Regions from separate parts of the Homo sapiens genome. Here region 1 is linked to region 2. Evidence: chromatin contacts called from ENCODE Hi-C or POLR2A ChIA-PET data. All regions are on one chromosome and are shown on one strand. The core of a region is the stretch at or near the end of the contact, and the rest is flanking DNA. Distances in the headings are between cores, read along the strand shown. Region 1 overlaps PALLD (palladin, cytoskeletal associated protein). Region 2 overlaps PALLD (palladin, cytoskeletal associated protein).

Region 1 (5,177 bases), core at 770-3,269, 42 kb before region 2:
AAGTGCTTGAACAGTGGTTAGTCAGAATTGAGACGTGTTGTAAGTGTCAAGTACACAGCAGATTTAAAAAATTTAGTTTAAAAAGATATTGGAAAATGATCTTATGACAATTTTTATATTATTTACATGTTAAAATAATATTTTGAATATATTGGGTTAAACAACATGTACTATTAAAATTAATTTCTTTTTCCTTTTTAATGTGACTACTAGAAAACAAACTGCATATGTGGTCTTCATTGTGGTGGTTCACATTCTGTTTCTACTGTACAGTGCTCCTTGAGGCCTAGTTCTAAAAGTTCCCTCACTTCTCACAAGGGTTACTGTCTGTTTGTCCTACTAGAGGTTCGCCAGATGCTCTACTGAACAGGAATTATACAGCAGAGCCTCAGAATCTAAGGACTTGGTCTCTGAGGGACCGATATTTGGGGTAGTGGTGATAGATTTGTCCATGATAGTGGCAAAAAGTTGTCCTCCAATTTTTTACAAGTTTCCTATTTGCTGACTTCCCATCAAGTAATATTAGAAATGATTCTAAGCTTGCATTTCTCAAGCCTTTCCACTCTTCTAAGACATCCACACATGGTCAGCATGTCTGGGGCACCGTCGGTGCTACCCATTGACAGATGAGAGCCCTCCATCTCCAGCAGAGCCTTCTCCTTCAGGCAGTGAGAGAAGACTCCGCTTCCATAGACAGGATCATCCTGTTCAGATCAACTACAAGGCCACAGTTGTAAAGGAGTCAGTCCTGCCAGCAGCTGTGAGCATGGATAACTATCAGTCATGGGGAGGAAGCTGTCGCCTCCAAAGATTTAGGGTAAAAGGCAGAAGATAGCAGGCTGTGGGGTGGAGATGAATTTGACTTTTCTCTCACGTGAAATGCAGGTAAGCCCCGAGTCATGTAACAGAGCAAAGCAAAAATGTTGTAACACGTTGACAAGAGGAAGGAATGACCAATTATAACGCTGAGGTTTTATGTTTAAATGCTACAAATTTTTCTCCAGTTTATAAATACATTTAAATAAAAGTCTTAATGCAAAAGTACAAAAATGATAGTCTACTGTCTTAAGACGCACCGACTATTTTTATATTTAGAGTAAGGTGAGGGGGATGGGAGTGAATCCAGATTGAATAGTGCCAGACAATGGGCAGAACGGGACTCTTAAACACACATTATCTTTCTTCCAAGAAACTACTATTGCTTCCTTCTTAAAGCCCACTCTGGATTTTTTTTTTTAATTTTTATTTTTTTTGAGACTGGGTCTCATTCTGTTGCCCTGGTTGGAGTGCGGTGGCACTATCACGGCTCACTGCAGCCTCGACCTCCCAGGCCCAAGTGATCCTTCCACCTTAGCCTCCCAAGTAGCTGGAACCGCAGGTATGTGCCACCGTGCCCAGCTAATTTTTTTACTTTTGTAGAGATGGGGTCTCCCTGTGTTGCCCAAGCTGGTCTCCAATTCCTAAGCTCAAGCAATTCTCCTGAGTTGGCCTCCCAAAGTGCTGGGATGACAGGCGTGAGCACTCTGGAAAGTTAATACAATCTTCTGAACCAAGGTATTGTTATTAGTTATCCATCTTTTGACCCAAAAACCAGTATCTCAGAGAAACATGCCAAATTAAAGAGATTACAATGGATACTTTCTTCACACTCGAAATAAAAGATAGCATCTTAATAAAAGTATTTATGCTTGATCAAACTTTATAAAAACAAGATGCCGGGAAAAATATCTTCCAGCCCATTTATGAGTGTATAACTTAAAGAAAAAATGACCCCTGATGTACTAACTTTGTGTGGCTAAATATAGTTAGCAGCCCTCATGCTTCATAGCCCATTTTCCCCTGGAATTCAGCTAATATAAATAAAACAAATGAAGGGAACCTGGCCCCCCTCCATGAAAATTACATCATTCTTCCTTATTAGGAAAACTTCTTCAAATCTGAAATTTTGCTCTAAATAATCAGAGTTTCTATTTCTCAATGAATAACAAGGCAGGGGGCTGCCCTCATCAGAAGTGTTGCTGTGTGGGGAGCAATGTGTGTGACGTACAGGCTCATTTCAACAGTGATGCTTCCAACAGTAGTAATAGTAACACCAGGGAAAGCATTAAGGTGCATTTAGGAAAGCGCATGTCATTCTCTCCAAATTTTTGCTTTCTATATATTTTTGGATATATGCCTGTGTTATGGTAAACAGAAAGATGAGAAAGCAGAAATTCTTAGGTTCTTTTGTAATACTGGTTCTGACCAAAGATTTTTGTATCTGATTGATCTTGATTAACAGGATGATGCAGTGGTTAAAAATCTAAGGCAGATCTGCCACTGCTCCCTGAAACACACTTGAGTTTCCTCTTAAGTGATGTCTAATTTGTTAGACAACTTTAGGTTATCTATTTTTGCTCTCAGCCGTCAGCATATTAACACGCTAGCTGATCTAGGCTTCTTGGTATGAAAGGTAAGATTTATGAAGTTAATGTGTACACGTAAAATAAAAATCAATTAAAACAAATGTCTTCTTTAAACATTACCTTTCCATGGATTTAAACAGGGCTGCTTATCAGTTTGCTGATTCTACCTGGTGTTTCACCTTTCTTTCATCTTGACGTAAGGACTATTCTCATGAAAATTAAGTAAAAAAGAGTTGGAAAAAACACTTCTAAATGTGAAGTCTACAATGGGGTTCATGAAGCTAGTACCATATCCTAAAACAAATAATTTATAAATAAATCCTGAGATGTAATGGAGCATTAGGGTAAGCAAACAATGAAGTCGTCTTACAGAGCGCTGCCTCTGGCAGGCAGCATACACCAGCCCACTCACCGAGTTCTCATTTTCCACTTTGGCTAGCTAACAAAATCAGAGTAGTCAATCACACTGTTCATGAAAACATGGAGGGCGAGGAATGGCCATGAGAGAAGGGTTGTCGAGAGAAGGAAGACTGGTCTAGAAAATACGAGGATGGTTCCAACAGTTATAAGTTTATACTTCTAAATCTCTTCATTTCTGAACTTTTCTAACATTTATGTTTTCAAAAGAAAGAAAAACAAATATGCCTTGTGCTTTGTGCTCAGTTAATTGGACTGTTGGATGGTCCTCACTGTTTCCCATAAAGGGCCCCTGCACTGGCAAATTGGGAAAGCATTTCTATTCAAGGACTCCAAGAACTTCCCAGTTCCAAAGGACCCTTCCATCCTCTAGGAGTTTTATTCATATACTTCTTAACTGGTTTAGGAATGAAAGGTAATGCTGTACTTCTTAGCCATGTAGGCTCTGGAGTTAGACTGCCTGTGTTTAAATTTTAGACTCTATTATTTACTGGCTGAGTTTCTTTGATCACTTAATTTTTCTGAACCTGCTTCTTCATCTTTAAAATGGGGGTCATATATTTCTCAAAGGAAGATATAAAAGCAGCTGACAAACATGAAAAAATGCTCAGCATCACTAATCATCAGAGAAATGCAAACCAAAACCACGATGAGATACCATCTCACACCAGTCAGAATGGCTATTACTACAACGTCAAAACAACAGCTGCTGGCCAGGATGTGGAGAAAAGGGAATGCTTATACATTGTTGGTGGGAATGTAAATTAGGCCACTGTGGAAAGCAGTTTGGAAATTTCTCAAAGTTCTAAAAATAGAACTACCATTAGACTCAGCAATCCCAGTATTGGGTATATACCTAAAGGAAAATAAATCATTCTACCAAAAAACCCCACATGGTACATGTACACTTGCTCCTCATAGCACTGTTCACAACAGCAAAGACGTGGAACCAACCTAGATGCCATCAATGGTGGATTGGATAAAGACAATGTGGTACATACACACCATGGAATACTATACAGCTACAACAAAGAGCAAAATCATGTCCTTTGTAGCAACATGGATGCAGCTCGAGGCCATTATCCTAAACAAATTAATGCAGGAACAGAAAACCAAATACCTCCTGATAAGTGGGAGCTAAACACTGTGTACACACAAACATGAAGATGGGAACGACAGACACTGGGTACTCCAAAAGTGGGGAGAGAAGGAGGTGGGGAGGGGCTGAAAAACATCCTCTTGGGTACTGTGTGCACCACCTGGGTGAGAGGATCAATGGAAACCCAAACCTTAGCATCATGAATATACCCTTGTAACAAACCTGCCCATGTAACCAGTGAATCTAAAATAAATAAAATGGGGGTCATGATAGCACTTCCCTCCTAGACTGTGAAGATGAAATGTGGTAGTACATGTGAAGTATTTTGAGCAATGTTCAAGCATGCCTTTGATAAATGTGAGCTATTAGTATTCAGGACGGTCATGTAAATAATTCAGTGTCCAAATGTGGGCCCTTTAATCTGGGACAAAGGCTGAACTATATAGAACTCTAGACAACTGGCAGATTGACTGTCCTGGGGAAAAGGGAACACGTAGCCATCCCATTCATATTACATAATGTCAAGGTCACACACTGCACAGACAGACTGACTTACCAAAATTAACAAAATTTGTGTATCACTGGGTACTAGAGTGTATAAGAGATCAGATGGAATAAGAAAGCCTTAATTAAAAAATCATGAATTATAATTTAAAGCATTTAAGATAGACGTACCACTTACATGTTAATCACTCATTTTGCTGAACTTAGAACATTCCTTTTCAGGCTGGGCGAGGTGGCTCACACCTGTAATCCCAGCACTCTGGGAGGCCGAGGCGGGTGGATCACGAGGTCAAGAGATCGAGACCATCCTGGTCAACATGGTGAAACCTTGTCTCTACTAAAAATACAAAAATTAGCTGGGCGTGATGGCATGTGCCTGTAATCCCAGCTACTTTGGAGGCTGAGGCAGGAGAATCGCTTGAACCCGGGAGGCGGAGCTTGCAGTGAGCCAAGATCGCGCCACTGCACTCCAGCCTGGCAACAGAGTGAGACTCCGTCTCAAAAAAAAAAAAAAAAAAAAGAACATTCCTTCTCAGCATTATCCCAAATATATTGTAAAGTTTAGTTTAAATTATTTTTACAGTGTTTTCATCCTTCTTCATGGCCTCCTTCCCACAAATATCAGGAAAATGGGAACTGATGAGGAGAGTAACATTAAATAAAAAGGGAAGTACAAGTAATTTTATTGTTGTGCTCAGCACAGACGGACCCAATTACAGTCCTACAAGTACCTGGGTTGCTTCCCTCCTGAC
Region 2 (4,878 bases), core at 1,706-4,205:
TTGCCTGTAAGCTTGTTCATCATCATCTTTTTTTGAAAGGCATTTATTATTGAAAAACACAAAATAAAGATGACAAAAAATCTACCTCTATGTATGTATAACACACTAGCACTATTTCACCATGTTCTTTTCTAGTCCTCAAAACATAGCTATACAGATAGTGTGTAATTTTACAAGGTAACTTTTCGTCATTATTGTATCATTTATCATAAACATTTTTTGCCTTCATAGGCTTAATCATTACCAGTTTTAATTGCTGCATAATATTGCATTGTTGAGATAAGAGAATATTCTGTGTATTTGACTTCTAAATTTTTTGTTTTGAAATTATAAAAAATATGCTATACTAAACATCTTCAGGCTTATACATTTCTTTTCCCATTTTGAGTTACTTCCTCAGGGCAAATACTGAGAAGTATGATTTTGAAGTCAAATACTCTTTTTACCACTATTTATTTATTTATTTGAGACAGGGTCTCACTCTGTTGTCCAGGCTGGAGTACATGGTATAATCATGGCTCACACAGTCTTGACCTCCTGGGCCCAAGCCATCCTCTCAAGCAGATAAGACTACAGGTGTGCACCGCCACGTCTGGCTTTTTCGAAATATTTTTTTGTAGAGATGGAGTCCCATTATATTGCCCAGCCTGGTCTCCAACTCCTGGGCTCAAGTGATCCTCCTGCCTCAGCCTCCCAAAGTGCTGGGATTACAGGCGTGAGCCAGCACACCCAGCCTTTTTTCCCTGCTCTTGACATCTATTGTTAAATTGCTTAAAAAAAAAAAAGTCAACTAGTGAAGCATTGGTAGGATGGAGCTTGGTCATTAAAATGACTATTCGTGGGCATAACACTGTGTCTCATTTTAATTTTTTCTTTGTTTGTGATAATAAACATTTTGTCATAAGCCTAACATTTTCTTGAAGCATGATCAAGGTAGCTTATTCAATAGAGTTTATATTTCAGTTTAAGTGGGGGGCAGGTTATTTTTGGAGCCAGAATACACTACATTGTAAGATCATCTACATGCCGTGGTCAATCTTTGTGTGTTCCCTATTTTGCACTCCAGTTTAGCTCTCTACCCAAACTCTTCTGGGCAGGTTCTGGTAGTTTCTGATTCAAGTGTGGGCTGTCCAATTTTGTATTTTGCATGAGAACAGAAGGATAGATTTGTTCAATTGCCAATCCTAGAGTTGCCAACAATTTAGTTATTGAGGGCTTTCAAAAGTCTTACCCAGGATGAATGTCTTCTATTTATTCCTAGTTGCAGACATAAGTAAATTGATTTCTTGGTTAATAGAAATAATTTCTCAATGTTGGTTTTGTAGGACAAAAAAAGGTTGTTTCAAATTATGTTTAGGAGTATCTGAAATTCTCCTTCCAAATCTTTGTTCTCTTCCACCCGTACTGCAAAAAAAGTATCAAAATAAGAGCAGCATTTATCCATAGGATCAGTGACATATTATTGGCCACTCTGGAGAGTTGGGGAGATGGTATTGAGAAGATTAAAACAAGTACTGACAGTTTCTTTGCGTAATTTGCCTCTTTTGACATCTTTTTCAGTAACTATCAACATATTTAAGTTAGACACTGTATCTAATGGACATTTAACTGGCTTGTTAAGAGGTAAGATTTTTCTCAAAGGATACAGTTATAATTCAGTGTTCAGGACATGTCTGAAAATGGGTTTCCAGATATTTCTGTTGGTTCTTGGAAACTTCCATCATCTTGGGCTAAAAGTTTCATGCATTACACATAAAGGGAATGTGATGGTGCGTCTAATGCACAACTTGCGTTTTTCTGTCTTTAACAAAAGCATGCTTATTATTGCCATTGCCACTGAAAGAGCTTCTAAACATCTCTTCAGACACATGTCTATAAAAAGCCAACAGAAAGGGATAGATACGATCTGTTTTTCTCACTCCAGCTGAAAGACCAGAGATACTTCTTTCCCTGTTTATTTTGTGGAACAAGTAAAACAAAAATCCTTTGCCCTTTCTTCTTTGCCTATTTTTACTCTCCGCAATTGCCTTGAGTCCCTGACACACTTCTATTCTGAAATACTTCAGCACTCACTTCCTTATTTGGTCGCTGGAACTGCTCTTTGTCTTGTTCAAACATTCTGCCAAGCTTGCAGCCTCCCTTCACCCCCGCCCCTTGCCCACGGCTCCCCCTTTTCTACACACACACACACACACACACACACACACACACACACACACACACACACACACACGGGGCTAGCTCCAACAGGTCACTCTGACTCAGCCTTCTCTGTAGCTCACTAGCCAATCCCCCATCAGTTATGCCCATTTAAGGAGTACCTTTTGGAAACCATAAAGGACCAGAGAGTTTTCAGCTGTTTAAAAAGACTGCTATGTTGCATCACTGGAAGTCACCGCAAAGCATGTATTTCACACAATTGCCCTCATCCTATGGCAGGGTATGTATTAAAAACAACCACCACCAAAAAAAACCCAAAAACAAAACTCCAGGCTGCTTAATTAGTGGTTACTTTATTCCTCAGTGTTTTGGCAGTTAGATTTGGCTGATAGAGGCAGAGTTCACTATCTGGTTAGTTGTCAATGTTCTCTAATCTATGATTCATGCCAAGCACTCCAATCTAATACTTAAAAAAAATATATATATATATATATATATATACACACATACACATATAACATAGGTCTAAGTAGATGTGCCAATAACACAAAGTAAAGCTCTGGGTTCCTAAGCGAAGAACACACATTTTCAATAAATGTTCCCTTTGCTCTCTTGTGTTGAAAACAAGCAGGCATTTGGAGTGCTGAAGGCTATTTTCTGGTTTCTCTGCTCAGATGTGAGTGAGGAAAGCACGGCTCTCTGCATTCCCTATTTAAGAAAGAGCTGTAATGGTCCCATCCAATAACACAGAGCAGTGTTTCCTTACATATAAACAACTGAGAAATTCCTTGGGCAAGCACATAGCCTTTTGGTTCCCGGAACAAAGCGGATGGTGGTATTCATTATGTCAAATAAACACATCATCCACACTCCAAAGGGAAACCTGAAACAATAAGCTGAACAAAGCAGTTTTCAAGGTTTTAATCCTCTTGCAATTAGCCCTTGTCTAACTCAACTGAAAAATTAAGAGTGAGCGATTTTCCCAGAAGAAAGTACCCTTAAGTGATTAAATATCCACAGTTTGTTCCCAATACTTGTTCTGAAAAAGAATTGGAGCTCGTTTTCAGAGGCAAGTAATCTAAACATACAGGATATCCTATCGCTTAGTATTATTTCTCATTTAGCCACCGAAAATGGTCTGTACCTTCCCTCGTCCACCGTGTTAATTCCTGCAGCCCTGTTACTGGGCAGGCATTGGGCTATCCGCTCCAACCAACCTTTATAGTTTCCACTTTGATCAGAATAAGCAGCAGATCAAATCCTATAGGAAGCACGTTCTCTCCCTGCCTTGTTACCATTCAGTCGATTTTGCATATTTGTGTTCACCATGGTGACCAATGTGGAAATAGTGTTTAGCTTATGAAATTCCCAAAGTGTATTTCCCTATTTTATGGAGGACAGTTTTAGACTGGCTTGGATGCATTCTTGTTGGAGGAAGACTCAAATCCTTCTTGGATATAGGCAAGGTGTAAGTGACAAATATACTTTCAACTATTTCCACCAGTTAGAATCTCAACGAGCCTGGATGTGCCTTACAAAGTGACTTGTGGGTTCAAACTTGTTTAGGTTTTAGAGCACATGGAAGTTGTGAATGTTTGCACACTATTACACTTCATTCTATTACAGGAGCACCAAGCAATTCTGCTAAAAGAAAATGATGCTAGTGTATGCCTGCAATATTGAAACAGTCACAAGCATATGTCCATGAGAAATGAAATCTGTCAAAGCCCTTCCAAGTTAATTTTAAAATGTTTACATTTGCTCATTCATCTTGTTCTTGAAAAGAAAAATGGCAGAGGTCACTAAAAGATTAAAATATTCGCCGGGCACAATGGCTCATGCCTATAATCCCAGCGCTTTGGGAGGCCGAGGCAGGTGGATCATTTGAGGTCAGGAGTTCAAGACCAGCCTGGCCAACATGGTGAAACCCCGTCTCTACTAAAAATACAAAAATTAGCAAGGCATGGTGGTACACAACTGTAATCCCAGCTACTTGGGAGGCTGAGGCAGGAGAATTGCTTGAACCCAGGAGGTGGAGGTTGCAGTGAGCCGAGGTCGCGTCACTGCACTACAGCCTGGGTGACAGAGCGAGACTGTGTCTCAAAACAAACAAACAAACAGAAAAGATTAAAATAGCCATTGTCTTTTAGGAGAAAAATTTTAAATTGAGAAAATTATAGACATTCGGGAAAGAGGGTCACTGTTCACTTTCAGCCCAGTGTCTTCAGAAGCATCACTGGAGAACTGTTGGAATCAAGAACCTAGTCCAAGACTTGGCTTAGAGACCTGCACTCTCCTGCCGTTTTTGCTGCAACGCAGTTATGTCGCTTTTGAGGAAGTAATTTCGTCCTATGAACCTTATTTTCCACATCTATAAAGTACAGACCTCATTTTAAATCAGAATTCCCAACATGGTTCGGTTTCATCCTAACAGAAATTATACAGTTGCTTAAGGCAGTCCATATAATCTATTAGTTAATGCATTTCCACCCTCATTGTCCCTGCACTGCTGGTAGATATATTTGATACATAAATTAAGGGATTCAGAATTTCAATTCTTAGTGCAAAAAAATCAGGAATTGGTAGATTGAAATGATTTCAAATAATTTCCCCAAATCTTAACTCCCAAACTTTCAGGACAGTTGGTTCTTATATTTTTGGTGTGTAGCCTTCACACTGATAATTTCCAAATTCAGCCAAAATTTTAGGCTTAGACTC

Evidence for each region. Hi-C counts contacts between places; a loop is a spot of excess contacts on that map. ChIA-PET counts read pairs that join two places held with the same protein, here RNA polymerase II (POLR2A). Pooled maps may share reads with other maps.
Region 1: a map of IMR-90 shows a loop between it and region 2 (8-fold over the local background). The contact joins two enhancer-like sites. A Hi-C loop is called at or near these places in 3 of 168 maps with a recorded cell type or tissue (IMR-90, breast epithelium and heart left ventricle) and 4 of 50 pooled maps. POLR2A ChIA-PET finds 5 or more read pairs at or near these places in 8 of 52 experiments (AG04449, AG04450, K562 and 4 more).

The regions. Positions count from the first base shown.
Region 1 is chr4:168,854,858-168,860,034 of GRCh38, reverse strand. The region is part of intron 10 of PALLD (palladin, cytoskeletal associated protein); the gene reads right to left. LOC102723331 (a long non-coding RNA gene) reads left to right here. Exons shown (of 2, transcript XR_007058358.1): 2 at 1-5,177. Among named protein-coding and RNA genes, the nearest start is that of CBR4, 150 kb to the left of the region's middle. Within about 2 kb of position 2,019, at least 5 of the 41 ENCODE cell types and tissues checked have a DNase peak (open chromatin) inside an H3K27ac peak, as active enhancers do; they include IMR-90, where a contact is called at or near this core.
Region 2 is chr4:168,814,173-168,819,050 of GRCh38, reverse strand. The region is part of intron 10 of PALLD (palladin, cytoskeletal associated protein); the gene reads right to left. Among named protein-coding and RNA genes, the nearest start is that of PALLD-AS1, 170 kb to the right of the region's middle. RefSeq lists enhancers at 1,911-2,546, 2,547-3,181. Within about 2 kb of position 2,955, at least 16 of the 41 ENCODE cell types and tissues checked have a DNase peak (open chromatin) inside an H3K27ac peak, as active enhancers do; they include IMR-90, where a contact is called at or near this core.